Linked DNA regions of Homo sapiens: region 2 is linked to region 1. Evidence: read pairs that join two places in POLR2A ChIA-PET (ENCODE). Cell type or tissue: PC-9. All regions are shown on one strand. Links, peaks and the distances in the headings refer to the core of each region. The heading gives the core; the rest is flanking DNA.

The links. Peaks named below come from ENCODE experiments on the same cell type or tissue, not always from the same donor. Only the 100,000 strongest peaks of a DNase experiment are listed, where the experiment ranks them.
Region 2: POLR2A ChIA-PET joins it to region 1 with 6 read pairs; 2 of 35 experiments call an interaction of 5 or more read pairs at or near these places.

What each region holds. Positions count from the first base shown.
Region 1 is chr7:88,451,305-88,458,912 of GRCh38, forward strand. No RefSeq gene overlaps it. Among named protein-coding and RNA genes, the nearest start is that of STEAP4, 150 kb to the left of the region's middle. In PC-9, for the core only: no CTCF peak of the experiment used is centred there; a DNase peak (open chromatin) is centred at 4,587; H3K27ac peaks cover 697 bases.
Region 2 is chr7:88,208,523-88,216,130 of GRCh38, forward strand. It overlaps SRI (sorcin), which reads right to left. Exons shown (of 8, transcript NM_003130.4): 4 at 2,360-2,403; 5 at 1,461-1,608; 6 at 817-930; 7 at 1-43. LOC124901691 (a long non-coding RNA gene) reads right to left here. Exons shown (of 2, transcript XR_007060419.1): 2 at 6,054-6,414. Among named protein-coding and RNA genes, the nearest start is that of SRI-AS1, 4.3 kb to the right of the region's middle. In PC-9, for the core only: no CTCF peak of the experiment used is centred there; no DNase peak of the experiment used is centred there.

The DNA of each region.
Region 1 (7,608 bases), core at 3,438-5,937:
AGAATTTTGTAAAATGGAGTTCATAATAGTACCCATATCAGTGGATAGAAGATTGTATTAAATAGGTCAATTTGTGTAATACTTTTAGAACAGTCTCTGGCATACCGTAAACACTCAAAAAGTGTTAGCTACTTTTTATTGTCCTGTGTCTGTATCCCTGTAGCCTTAAAGGAAAACGTGCTCCTTGTGGCAGCCAGGACTCCCTCTCATGGCATTGTAAGTTTCTAGCAGGGCAGGAGAGAAGGGGAGCCTAAACACACACTCACTTGGGTGTACTTTGAGGTGAGGAAACTCTAGTGGACCCTTTTCACTTTTTTATTTTCCCATTCCCATAGCGATGACTAGCAAATTTCTAGGAAAAGTAAAAATAATTTTTCATCAGTACAATTTGATATTTTTATTTGGTCTAATCCATTTTAAAAAATGGCTGAAAGTAAGATAATGCGCAACAGATAGAGTTTTACTTTTCTCACAACCTAGGGAATCTAGAGTATTGGTTCAGTGGCTCAGGGGTGTCAGCACTTTGACTCTGAGATTCTTGTGGCCTTTTCCTCATGTTTGTTGCCTCTTTGTCTGTTTCCTTCTGCCTGAGAAAACAAAAGCTTACTCAGAACTACCCCTCCCACCTCCCTCCCTCCCCTCATACCCAAGAACTTTCTGCTAAAGTTCTCATTGGCTAGAAATGGGGCATCTGCAAACCCCAACTGCAAGGGAGCTTGGGAAAGTGGTGAATAGAGTACTCAGAATTGGTCTAAACAGATCATGCTCTTTTGCTTGGAACTGGGCACTGACTCTGAGCATTCTCAGGCATCTGTTTTCAAATAAAATGTGGGGAGGGATGGGCATTAGCCAGACCATTAGCAATGTCTTCTATAGTAGCTTTCATACTGGTTAATCTTGCCTGTCTCAGTGGTAAGCGCTTTTACTTGAATTATCTTCATTATTAATAAACAATAGTATAAATAGGTACCCCTTTTTACAGTGCAGAAAAATGAGGCAGCTAATAGGTGGTGAAGATGGGATTCAGGCTAAGGCCATCTGATGTCACGCTAGTGCTAACCCCCACCTGTCCATGCAATTATATTAGAGCTAGAGGCAAAGTGATTACCTGACCCCTCCTTGAGAAAATGAAATGTGATTTGTCAGGCTATTACTAGAGAGAAGAATCTCTGGAGTCTTTTATATGAGAATCCTGAACATTGAACTACGTGTCATGGCAAGTGACCCAGAATCTCTGAGAAGCACAGCCTCCCTTCTGAGCCCCTAGGTATATTCCTCTCTGTCCTCATTTGAGGAACTCTATTTTGATCTCTTTTATCCTTCTGCCTGGGATCTCTTTCTCTGTCAATTTATGGCAAGTTCCAGTAAAATATAACTCCTACAGTGTGGGTGACCCTGTACATTCTTTGACTTGTGAGAATTACCCTTATGTAATGAAATCTTTTCAAGAAACACTCACATACAATCAGCGTGCCTCCTTTCGGTGTAGGGAGGAGCACAAGGTTCACCAAGGATGTGGTCACATATTTTCCACTCTGATTGCACTTACACCTGGTTTGAGGCCTAATTATGCCATCAGCTCTGGCCCAGATGTCTGGCTGTGCAGCTGCAGGGAGAGTTGGTGCTGGGCTCACTTACAGGGAATTTAGTGGACTTTCACAGAGAATATCAAGGAGCTCCTTGTTTAGACTAGAGAAATGCTAGGGCTTCTGTTTTATTTTCACTCTTTTTTTGGCAGCGGCAGGCCTGGGTATACATTGGGGTAAGCAAAGTAAAGTATGATGCTCTAGCACCTGGCAGTTTGTAATGGGGAAGAAGACACTTTTCCTTGTAATGTCTCCCCTCCTCCACCAAAACATATTTCTAACAGTGGTTTTTCTCCTTTCCAATCTTCAGCCCAGAAGTGAAAAGCCATTCTGTATACTGGACAAGTTATTAACACTTCAATGTAAGGATTATCTGGTCTACTCATAAATTCTCAGAATCTGGGAAAGTGTCAGGGCAGCTATGGAGACTTTAGTACCTACCTCTAGAGCAGGGGGGTCAGCAGTGTTTTCTTGTAAAGGGCCAGATAGTAAACATTTTGAACTTGCTGGTCATATGCTTTCTGTTGACTCTATGGTTGTAACTCAAATGCACTCATAACAATCTGTAAATGAATGAGCATGGCTGTGTTCACTTGTGAACTTTGAAATTTGAATTTCACATAATTTTCAAATGTCGTAAAATATTCTTCTTCTTTTTTTCTCAACCATTTGAAAATGAAAAAAAAACATTTTTATCTCATGGTTCATACAGAAACAGGCAGTGGGTTCTACTTGGCCTATGGGCTGCAGCAGCTTGTTGACCCCTGTTCTAAATGACCTCTATCTAACAGAAACTTCTGTGATGGTTGAAACGTTCTATAATATTGAGCACTTGAAATGTAGCAATTCAATGGAGGAACTGCATTTTGAATTTTAATTAATTGGATTGTAAATTTAATTTTAAATAGCCACCTGTGACTAGTGGCTGCCTTATTGAATAGACCTAGAGATCTTCTATTTATCTGACCAAGATTTAAAACTTCCAATTTTTGTGTCTTTAGGTCAGAATTTTAAATTCCTGGAAGAAAAAATGTGGCTGGCCTAGTTAGGGCAAAAATCACAGACAGTTGTCTTCAGGAGCCCTATTACTGGTTGGGTCAAGTGGGATTTCCTGCAGAACAGAGCCTGCATATACAACCTGATGGAGGTTTGCTACAATTTTCCTGAAGTCTTTGAATTTTAAAAAGAGGTCCCTAATGGAAAGCAAGGAAATGACTCCAAGATGATATATGGTTGGTAGAATCAGAGTATGAGAAACATTTTGTTGCTATGCATTTTAGCACTCTTCAATTCATATTGTGATGTTGACTTGAATAACTCTGGGCCTGTCAGATAATATAATTGGCCCTTTAAAATATGCTGTATGTGTAGCCAATTAACAAGCCTTTTTTTTTATTTTTATTTTTTTTGACAGCGTCTCGCTTTGTCACCCAGGCTGGAGTGCAGTGGCCCAATCTCGGCTCACTGTAACCTCTGCCTCTTGGGTTCCAGTGATTTTCATGCCTCAGCCTCCTGAGTAGCTGAGATTAGAGGCATGTGCCACCAAAATCGGCTAATTGTTGTAATTTTAGTAGAGACATGGTTTTGCCCTGTTGGCCAGCCTGGTCTGGAACTCCTGGCTTCAAGTAATCTGCCCCCCTCAGCCTCCCAAAGTGATGGGATTACAGGTGTGAGCCACCCTGTCCAGGCAACAAGCATTGCTGAGCATCTACTATGTTTTAGGCACAGTGCTAAGTGCCTTCACAAATTGTTTCAGATTTATTCTTCATCTCATGAAAATTCTTATATACAATGCTGTTTCGTGAAGAACTAAAATGAAATTGAATGCCCTCATCATGAAAATGATTATTATTCTGTTACAGAGATACTTCGAGACGATATTGTGGAAAATAAAAGACTTTAATCTTACATTTATGTTCAGCGTCTTGGCCTAACAAATTGATGGCATGATTGCCAGTTTAAGCTCCCAATCATTCTTAAGGTCTATTGGAAACCCCATACCAATAGTTTCTTTGGAAACGTCCTTGTTTGTGTGATGGGCATGTGGGGGTGGCGACAGTAATTTAGAATGAGAGATAAAGCAAGATCTGACTGACAGGTGACATTTCATCAGAGATTTAAATGGTAGGAAGGTGCAAGTTGGAAGATTTTGGAGCAGAGATTTCCAGGAACAGTGACAGTAAGGATACTACCTCAGAAGTTAGCTCCTTTGTTAGAAGAAGGAAAGGTGGTCAGAAGGATCTGAAGCATAATGTGGCAGGAGGGCACCAAGAGGTAAATTCTGGAGATAGCTAGTCATTGGTTAGATTATGAAAGAAGGCATGTTAAACACTTAACACAGACCCGGGAAGGTACTAACATTAGCACATAATAAACAAAATTACATCACTGAGTTTGAAGAGTCAGAACTGTTTCCATATGGCTGAGTTGAAGGTTAGGAATTAGCCAAATGGACATGCATCTAATTGAAATAGAAAATAGGTTTATGGAATTATGTCTCAAGTTTCCCTCAAGGTATCACAGACAAAATAATTTGGGATGAAAGGCCTCATAGTAAGCCCAGCAAGGGCACAGGGCTGTCCATAACCCACTGAACATGGGTGAGTTGGATCTCTTTTGGTCTTCTATAGGGATTTTTTAAAAAATCTCAAAATGCTGATAAATTAAAGGATTCAATAACCAAGAAACACTAGCATTTCAAATCATAGAAGATGTAGAGCTAAGATATCTACATATAAGCGATTTGTTCTCAACAGAAATAAAGAAAACTTATAAGAACTTAGTAGGACAAGAACAAAACAGATCAAAACAAATTAACCAAGCTATTAAATCTCCAGAGCCCCAAAGAAGCTGTATGTTCAATGTAATCTGCAGTCTAGTTGCTTGAGTGCTGGAGCCTGGCACAGCAACTAAGGTTTAGAGTCACAATTTGTGAAGGTGCTACAGCAGTAGGGTTTTAAATTTCAATGAATGAAGGCAGAAACAGGATTCCATTAATATGACTCATTTGCTTTGTTAGAAATGTGTAGAAATATATTTGTGAACAGGAAGTAGCAAGGTAGTCTTTTCCATGGAAAACATGCAAACCATTTTGAACATATTTACTTATTATAGAAAAGTGGAAATGACAATTGCTGCTGCAAATGCAGGCACAATTGACACAATGTAGACAGAACGTTATCCTGATGAACCTGTGCAATGCATCAATCCATCATACAGGCCATTTGCATAAGGTATCTGCCCAGATTTCGAGCATTGGCACAAAGTTTATGTGAGATCACTATCAAATGTATTTCACATGATGTAGTAGTAAGAATATTAATGAGGATTGTGCAGTTATGAATTTGCACAAGCATAGCAAATGAAAACACTTTGAGTGCAAATAGGTTTAGTTCATTATCGGCATCAATATTATTAGAAATAAACTTTACACAGTACAGACTTGCTCTTATAAAATATTTACTTATGAAAAATTTGTATTGCTACTGGTAACAGTGCCTTAGTAGTATATAATACAGATAATTCTTCTAATACATGGAAGAGCTTATCAAACTGAAAATAAAAGACTTTCTTATGGTTACTTAAGGAAAGAAATGACAGCAAGTATATATTTGCCAAGAACTTTGGTTGAATCTAAAGCATAAGAATGATCAGGTTTTAAGTTGTTCATGAGGTTTTAGCTGGTTTTTATATCTGATTCATCACAACCATTCTGTTTTACTTTAACCATAATAGCAGTTTCTCAACGACACTAAGAAGAACATAAAAGTAGTGAGGACAAGGGTTACCAGGGCAGTGATACAGAGCTGGGGTGTGGGTATGGGGAGAGGTGTGGCATTCATTTTCCATCTCCATTATATCCTTTTATTTCAGAGATACAATTAGACATAAAAAATAAACCACTGTAGTTACTTCAAGCACAAATGGTGACTATGACCAAGGGTATAAAATGATTTCATTGCATAAATATTATCATTCTTTCTTTAGAAGGAATACTTTCACTGTACCTGCTTTGCTTTAAAATTTCTTGGAAGTTTTAAAATAAAACAAACAAAAAGCTTTCCTCTGTTGACAGCAAGTGGTTGAATCTTACTTCAGTTCTGCTGCTTCTAATGAAGTTGTATCTTAGTTCTTTGCAGCTGACTGGTCTCCAGCCAGTCCCCTCTTCCCTAGATGGTATAGCTTCAAAGGCCCACTTCTGGCATTGCAATATTGGTCCAGCTTTGCTGACCTCCCATCAGATAAACTTGGCCTTTTCAATCTCAAGGGGTAAGCCTAGTTCTCACATATCTCTGATTCCCAAAGGCAAGCTAGCGCTGAAAAATTATTTTTTGCCATGTGGCAAAATGAAGTCATCAGTAGAAATATGTTTTAATCTTTTTTAAAAGTTGGCTTATTTGAGTATAAAATAACTTGATTTTAGAAAACACACTCTTCCTTTTCACAATTTTGGTTCATTCTTTTAGCATGATTTACATAAAACTAGAAGCATTAGGGTTGAAGATACACCTTGATAAATGAATTACGATTAAAATATCTGTCCAAGAAGAGCAAAGGTAGCCTGAAATCCACCCATTTATAATGTTTTACTTTCTGCTAAAGGAGGATTCTTCCAGGAATACCATGTGAGATAAAGAGTGGGAAGGAAGTCTTCCCACAGACCATTGAGCAATAATTTTATGGTAACCACTTCATGTCCTATCCTATTTCTGTAATAATTTTTGACAAACTACAGCAAATTCTTTCAGTTTTTGGGCACCAGAGAAATTTGATGCCCCAAATATTGATTTTCTAATGTAATTGCAATTTTATCTGAAGGAATTCCAAACAAATGGAAGTAATAGTCATATGTACATAAATTCAAATATATATCAGTTAAAAGAATAGGTGATTCGTATGTGCATACACACACAAATATTCTTTTTGGATGAACTGAAGTGATTCTAATGGTTTTAGTTTTCTTCTTTGGAAAGATCATCCATTATTGAAGCTTGGAATGCAGCCCTCCAGGGAACAATGTAATCTATAAGTGGCTGAGATTTTCAGTTATATCTAGTAATTTCTCAAATATTCACTTCACTTAGCATTAGTGTTTACTGATAATTTTTATAATATCCAGGTTACTATGTCTGATTTTTTTGATCACTTTAAAAAATATAATGACTGATTACTCACCAATTTGCAGAGCTATTTAATAATCTTTAAATATGCACTTCTAAATGCACTTGGCTGGTTTGAATGTCTTTGTGTGTATGTGTGTGTGTGTGTGAGGTTCTTCCTAAATATCCACAATGCAAGGATGAAGCATTTAAAAGTGGCTTAAATACACAAACTGTTCAATTTAAACCTACATAAATCAAGTTTGGTTCAATTATGTTTATTCCATCTGTTTTTATCATCTGCTGTTACAATAATTTATCATTTCTACATGGTATTAAAATGTAAATGAATCAAGAGAGGAAACACATCTGTGGACTCTTAGTTAATAAAACTACACTCAGAAAGTAAGCTAAGTCATAATAATTAATTAAATTTCACTGCCCATATATGCTTGTAATTATATGTTTAGTGTGCATTTGCATAATCACATAATGGGATCTATATGATTCATGCTCTGCTGAGCATACTCTGGATGCACAAATCACCAATTCAAAACTGGAGCTGCTTATAAAGACATCACAGAGACATTTTTTTTTTTTCAGGAAATGATGTATAGGAAGTAAATAAGAAATATTTAAAAATATTTAAATATTACATATTCTTAATGTTTAGCAGAGTAATGATGGAAAAGACAATTTAAGTAACAGACAAGCCTTGGCTTTTTTTTTTTTTTTTTTTGAAATTTTGCTTTTAAAAGTACACTGCTCTTTCTCTCTTGCCAGAAGTGTATTTAGTAACTTTTGATCAGGGAAAGGTTTACTCTTTTGAAGAAGTGGAGTGAGCAGGTTAGATTAGGTATTGTTTTGGGTCATGTTGTATGTAAAGAGTCTCTCACTCATGAGAATTTTTTACTGAATCACCT
Region 2 (7,608 bases), core at 3,316-5,815, 240 kb before region 1:
TTCACAACACCTTGCTGAGCAGTATCCCGTCTTCGAAAGCTGTCTGTAAAACAACACAGTAAAATTTATGGTTTTTCTTTAAATGGTTTTTCTAAAATCATAAAAGTTAGTTATTTTGGCATTGAATTCACATTGCAGTAACATTTAAATTGTGCAACCAATTAACATAAACAAAAGACCAAAGCAAAGAAGCCAACTATATGAATAGTAAAAGATTTAATATGCAACAAAGTAACAGGCAGAAGTTGGCCAGCTGTGTTTTTTGTTTTTTTGTTTTTTTAGATCTGGAGAAAATACCTTACCCAAAGTCAGTAAAAGCTGTGCAACTTCCATGGCCATTACTTCATTGTGATAAAAGCACCGAATTTCTAGCTTCTTAATAACAAAGATACTGCTTAAGAAACAGATAAAGAGTCCCCAATATAACAAATGGGCTGTAATCAGTTTCTCTACCATTTCAGCTCTGCCCTATAGAAAAGGATTTTATTTTAATTTCACTCTTTCCAAATATTTCACATTCTGGGGAAAAATTCATTATTATCTGATCAAAAATGCACAAGTTAGCTGATTGTGTTTTAGAACATTTTAGTAAAATTTAATTGTTTATTTTAATGGCAGATTACTTACTAATCTAAAATAAATTCTGGAAAAAAAACCAAAAAATTATTTTGCCAGATATGCTTAATAGTAATCTGAAAAAAACTACTAAAGCAAGAAAAAATTTGGGAAGAATAAAAGTTGAGAAGCACTGAGAGATGAAATGTAATAAAAACTGTGTCTTGGCTTGTGGTGATGACACGACCTTATAGAACTCACCTGTAAGAGCCCTCAGTTTGACGCAGCAGGCGATGTAGTCGTCGAAGGTGATCTTTCCATTGGTGCTGTATCGTTTTGCAATTGAATTCACAGCCTGGGGACTCAACCTAAATCCTAAAAGAAAAGCCATCCAGTAAAAAGGTTAAAGGATTGCAGAAGCTCATTAAAAAATAAAATAATCAAGCACTATTTTATTTTTTAAGACTGCAGACTCATATTAATTATGAACACACACAATTTCTAAGAAAACAGAAACTGCCTTCAGGTAGCAATTATTTATTTATTTATTTATTTACGAGAGGGAGTCTCACTCTCGCCCAGGCTGGAGTGCAGTGGTGTGATCTCGGCTCACAGCAACCTCTGCCTCCTGTGTTCAAGTGATTCTCCTGTCTTAGCCTCCCGAGTAGCTGGGACTGCAGGTGCATGCCACCACGCCCAGCTAATGTTTCTGTATTTTAGTAGAGTCGGGGTTTTACTGTGTTGCCCAGGCTGGTCTCGAACTCCCGAGCTCAGGCAATCCACCCTCCTTGGCCTCCCAAAGTGCTGGGATTACAGGTGTGAGCCACTGCACCCAGCCTGGTTTTAAAAATAAAAATCAACTTACTTCTACCAATGAATGGAGAGTTCTAGTAAGCCATACCTACCCATTGTTGTCAGGGCCTTCTGCAATTCTTGTGGGTCTACTGTTCCACTCCTGTCAGTGTCAAAACTGATAAAGTGTTGTCTCCAGCCATTCAGTACAGCCCAGAGTTCTTTAAATTCATTGAAACCCATTGTGCCAGACATATCTCTCTGAACTGTAATCAAGGATTAGAGCTGTATTTTGCGATATTTTCTAAGGATTAAATGAAAGATCAAGGATAAGGGGAATTCAATATTCAATGGCTAAAAAAGTTATTGTAGATTATTCTTGGTATGATGTAAAATTAATGATTTAAAAATAGAAAGGGGCTATGGAGAAAAAGCTCAAGTGCCAATTTTTACTGTGGGGAAAAGATAACTTACATGACTTGATTATAAGGAAATAGCGTTGCCATTGTGAACCACTTATAAAAAGCGGTCTTGTTACTGGAACTAGGCTGTACTTTGTGGGTGCTTCAGGCTATGCTGTTTGCCCTTCTGTCCTAGCATCATCTCTGGTACTAATATTCCCTTGTTTAGTGCCCCCAGACAAATGAGGTGGGATGGAATGCACTGGATAGTCAGCACTACCTAAACTCAGTCCAACAAGTGGGATGTGAAAAATCCCATCACTTGCAGAGGAATCAATGTTAAAGAAAAAAAGCTGTCCTGACACTCTGGACTCTGTACTTGTTCTATAATACTCTGATGTTTCCTTAAATTCCTGAACAACATTCTGTTTACTAAATTTCTTTTCTTCCTTTATTCACACCAAATTCCACCCTATAATAGAAGCTAATTATTTCAGAAAGCTTTTTAGTGATCATTTATTACTTTGTGTTTACTAGATATTAATTCTAAGATGAATTCCTTTAGAATTTTAGAAAAAATTATTCTAGACAACAATCAAAGTAAAGGATACATCCAGCATTGAAACCATAAGCCGGCAAGTCTCCAGGTTAAAAGCTGTTAAATCAAGAAAAGTACATACATATTAACACAAATCCAAAAATTCACATTACACTGGATACATTCAAATTAATTAGAAATATGATTATTATACACTTTTATTTTTATATGCTATCAATTTACGTGTGACTAATCATATGGAACTTCAAAGTAGCCTTTTCTCCATAAAGAAGATTTTTTGCTAGGAACCCAAATTTGATTTAAATAACTTTGACAGAATTCCTTTTAAAAAGTATTACATAGTCCGGGTATGGTGGCTCACGCCTGTAATCCCAGCACTTTGGGGGGTGCCGAGACAGGCGGATCACCTGAGGTCAGGAGTTTGAGACCAGCCTGGCCAACATGGCAAAAACTCGTCTCTACTAAAAATATAAAAATTAGCCAGGCCTGGTGGCACACACCTGTAATCTCAGCTACTCAGAAGGTTGAGGCAGGAGAATTGCTTGCACCTGGGAGGAGGCGGTTACAGTGAGCTGAGATCATGCCACTGCACTCCAGCCTGGGTGACAGGGCAAGACTCCATCTCAAAAAAAAAAAAGTATTACATAGTACTGTTCATACTTTCTTGCTTTGAAACTGTAATATAGCGAGTTCAAGTCACCATAACGAACCATAATGTATTATATCCAACATGGTGGGTGGGAAGTCAGGGTTGCTTTGTTCCTACTCATAAATGACTATAAATTGCTGGTTTTGCTAATTTTGTGTCTGATTACTTGTTTTTCTATTTTCCCTTCAATGTCAGGTACTGAGCAGTAACCTCCTACCTCAAATAGTCTATGACCTCTTAGCTTATATATGAAACCAGATAAATATGGTTGTTAGAATTATGTGTTAAATAAGAGTACTCTAGATAAGACCCCATGACCAATTCAGTGGTGGCCACTATTCAGAAGCCTTTTTAATTTACCTACAGTTTAGGAGTATTATGAGGGCATTTTGGTACCTCACTTATGTAACCAAACCAGAGCACATGCAATGGGTGTGGTTACTGGTAACCTAAGCATTAGGAAATTAAAAACCACCTCTTACATTGAATTAATGGGAATCAATGACTGAAGAAATTGTATAGGTACAAAGAAGCTACAACGCTAAATGGCAGAAGTGACAAGGGTCACGTGGGAAAAGCTGGTATAAATTCTGCAAGCTTGTTAACACACAGAACATTTTTAACAGCTCTTTGTAGCTTCATATTTTTTCTCAAACCAAACTGAAATTAAAACACAACTGCGCTCATTACTGTAATGTCTCCCAACAGTGCAAACTATAGGTTTTACACATTTAATAGATTCCTGTGTTTGGCATATGCTTTACTGGAAATAAAAGACTAGTGACTATTTCTATTTTGGTCCTTCAATCTCCATTTGATCCACAGATAATATTCTCTGAGGTGAGAGGAGGAGGAAGCACTTTTTACAGTTTGGGAAAGAGCTGGTAGATTCTTCATTCTGACTTTTAAGTTGTGTGGAGGTATGAAGTCCCTCTAATCTGGAGCTGTAGTTCTCCACACTTGTGCTTATCTGAATCAAAGCTTTAAAAGATTCTGATACCTGGGCTGCACCATAGAACAATTAAATCAGGAACTCTGAGTGTGGGACCCAGGTATTTGTATTTTTAAAAAGCTTTTCAGATGATTCTAGTGAGCAGCCAAGGTTGAGACCACCATTCTACTCAAAGTGTGATTCCTGGACCAGCCATATTAGCATCACCCAGGAGCTTGAAGAACTGCAGAATCTCAGCCCTTACCCTACACCAATAAAATCAGAAGCTGAATTTTAGCAGATGTGCAGGTGATAGATATTCATGTTAAAGAAGCTGGTTCAACCTGAACCAGCATCACATGGAAACCTGTTAGAGGTGAAATTCTCAGGACTCACTCCAGACCTCTGAATGAGAAACTCTAGGGCATGACCCAGCAATCTGGTTTTTGTAAGCTTTCCAGGTGATGCCAATGCTGCTAAAGTTTAAGAACTGCTCTGGACGGCCTGACAACCACAGCGCAGAGCCAACTGTGTTGGGCTCACATGAAGGTATTGAAGGGGCTATGAGGCAGACAGCTTCTCTGTCTCTGTTAATGAATGGCACCCCCATCCACTCAGCAGTAACCCAAGCCAGAAACCTGGGAGCCTCCTCAATTCCCTCTCCACCAATAATCAATCACCTTCTAAACAGCTGTAGAGTCCATTTCCAGCCCCACTGTCTCCTTAGTTAGCATTTCTCTCACCTGTATGACTCCAGCAGCTCCCTAATGGGCATCCCTGACTCTTGTTTTACTTCCATGTCCCCCAATTTATTAGTCTTTACAGTCAGGGGTAGTATGTGCTCTCCTATGCAAAACCCAGTATCAGTGATCTACTGCTCTCAGGATAAAGTCCAAGCACCTTAACTGGTACATAAGGTAACACACTTATTTTGCAAGTCAGGCTCATCTCTTACTCTTGTTCAACCCCGTACACTATCTTCATGGAGAATTTCTCAATTTCTTGACTGAACCACGCTATTTCTGGGTCTTCTGCACATGCTGTTCTAACAACCTAGGACACAACTTCCCCATCCCACTCACTTCATGGTCGGCCTCATTTCTGCTCAGCTTAGGTATCAATTCTGCAAGGAAAACTTTCCTGACTCCTGTCTGGGTTATGTGCCCATTCTATGTGATTCCACAGCCTCTCTCTTATCCCAGTGCTTTTCCCAACACCCAGGCATTGATTGTGGCTACAGAGCCAGCACCTAGCTCATAGGAAGTATTCACTAAAAATGCACTGGTATGGATGGATGGCACCAAATTCTCACCCCCACGCAGGAAGCTGTAGAGCCCTGCACTTTATATGTACAACCCTCTTAGATCGTCTAAGAAGGAATGTTTTTTGAATAAAATTTTCTAATCTTTACTAATGCTCAAAAATTAATGTATAATCTTAAATCAAAAAGCCAATAAGGCTACAGGGCTATAATTTTTCTGACACAGAAAATTTTCCATATTCATTAACTCAACAGCCACTGTTAAGTACTTATTATGTTCAGGGCTCAGGGTAACAGGAACTTTGCAGATACAGTTGTGAAACTGCATACCGTCCTAGCTGACAGTCTAAGGAAAAGATAAGTCACATACACATATAACCCTAATCATGGTAGAGTGCTGAATTATAATGGAGGGGCCAGAAAGTACCAGAAGGGATTGAGAAGTGAGAAGCTCCTTCCCAGTAAGAGAATCAAGAAAGACTTTATAGAAGACAAAGAATTTAAGCCAAGCCTTGAATGACAAGAATGATGGGGGCATTTGGTGACAGCTAAGGACCAGCATAAGCAAAGAGAGAAGTAGAAGGCCTAGGACAGGCAAAGCGTAAGTGAATAGCTCAATATGACTTTCAAAGAGTACAAAAGGAGTGGGAGAAAATATGTTTGGTCAGGGGAGGGTGCATTACAGAGGACCTTGAATTCCTTCTAAGCTGTTAGTAAAGACTGAGGAGGAGAGGGACAGATCAGGAAGATCAGGAATCTGGTCATCTTTTGTGAGAAGGATCTGAAAGGGCAGTGAGATGGCAGTGAACAAAAGTGAATGAACAAAAAATACACCATTCTAGACAGTTCCAATGAACTAGAACGCTGATGTCCAATAAGTTTTGGTAAGGAAAACTCTTTCTCAATTTTGTTAATAATATAGCTTTTATTAGTGTTAATTCTATTTTAAATAATTATTTAAAATTAATTAAAATTATAAGTATTATATATTAGTTACGTAAATGTAACTACATATAATTATAACTATAAATTATAATTAAAATTATTAATTCAACATTTTGAAATTATTTAAATTAAATAATGTTAATTTTAATAATTTCCAAAGAATCTCTGCTGTAATTTACCTTTACTCTTTTTCTTCTCTTCTGTTCATTCTACTAGAATGCCTCAAACATCTTTTCTTCTCACAGAAACATACAATATAATGGACCTAGAAGGAAAGCCCTACCTCCAGCTGTTTCTCTCAACCTTATCACAGACGAACAACTAAATTCAGGGAAAAAAGAGAAGCTGAATTACAATCTTACTGACTGGAACACAACTTCTCTCACCAACTCCACCTCTAGGTATGACTGCTTCCTTTTAAACTGGTTAAGAAGGGCCCATAGGCTCTGAGCTGGAGTATCCCACCTGCTCATCCAATTCGGACCTGTGCTTTTTGGTTTGGAAGTTGGGTTTAAAAGACTAATGGCCATATAATATCTGCATTACAAAACACTGACACCTCATAGGCAGGATGGTTCTGTGGTTCAGTACGGCCACCAGAGAGTAGGCAAATGGATTCAATCACATAGGCCCCATGATTCAGGAAATGCTTTCTCTTTAATGCATTGATCTAAGGCCATCACTAAATGTGGCTTTCTCAATGAAATTTTAAAAGGACTGCTCTCTAACAATATACAACCCATTTTGTTAGTCAGATTCTAAAATCTGCCACACCTCATCTACTGAAAGGATGTAGAATAACAGGCCATGCTGTGATCTCACTGCACTTTGATAAACCCTGCTAATAGGCAGGCCTACCTTGTTTACCAGCTCAATTGCGTAACAATTAACAATTTAAATGTACTGCCTACACAGTAAAGAATAACATCCCCTAATCCAAAAAGTGCTTATTTTGTTTAGGACTAGATTAAATAACAGGAACTTGAAAGGTTCTTCGTTTGTATTAATTCCTCTAATTAGGAAAGAGTAATAGGATACTAAAGTCACATAAAACAAAGGATAATGAAAACAAATGCAAAGAGTTCAAAGACAGCCATCTAATACATGCCATGTCAAATAGTTTTTAAAAAAAGGCCACTATAAATTCACAGCTGTGAATTCTAGTTTGAACATTTTAATCCACAGCTAACCATGAAATTGGGTCTTCAATTTGATGTTTTGTCTCAATTAACAACTGGCAAAGAAGTTGGTAATGTATTTGAACTAAGACATTATTCTCTACCCTGGAAATCTATCATGTTCAAGATCTAATTTCAAGAGGAACCACTTCATATGTGTTGGATGATGAGAAGCCCCCAGTTGGGATGCAGCAATTTTTTGGATTTTCTGAGACAGGCTGTCACCCAGGCTGGAGTGCAGTGGCACAATCTTGGCTCACTGCAACCTCCGCCTCCTGGGCTTGTATAATCCTCCCACCTCAGCCTCCTGAGTAGCTGGGACCACAGGTGCATGCCA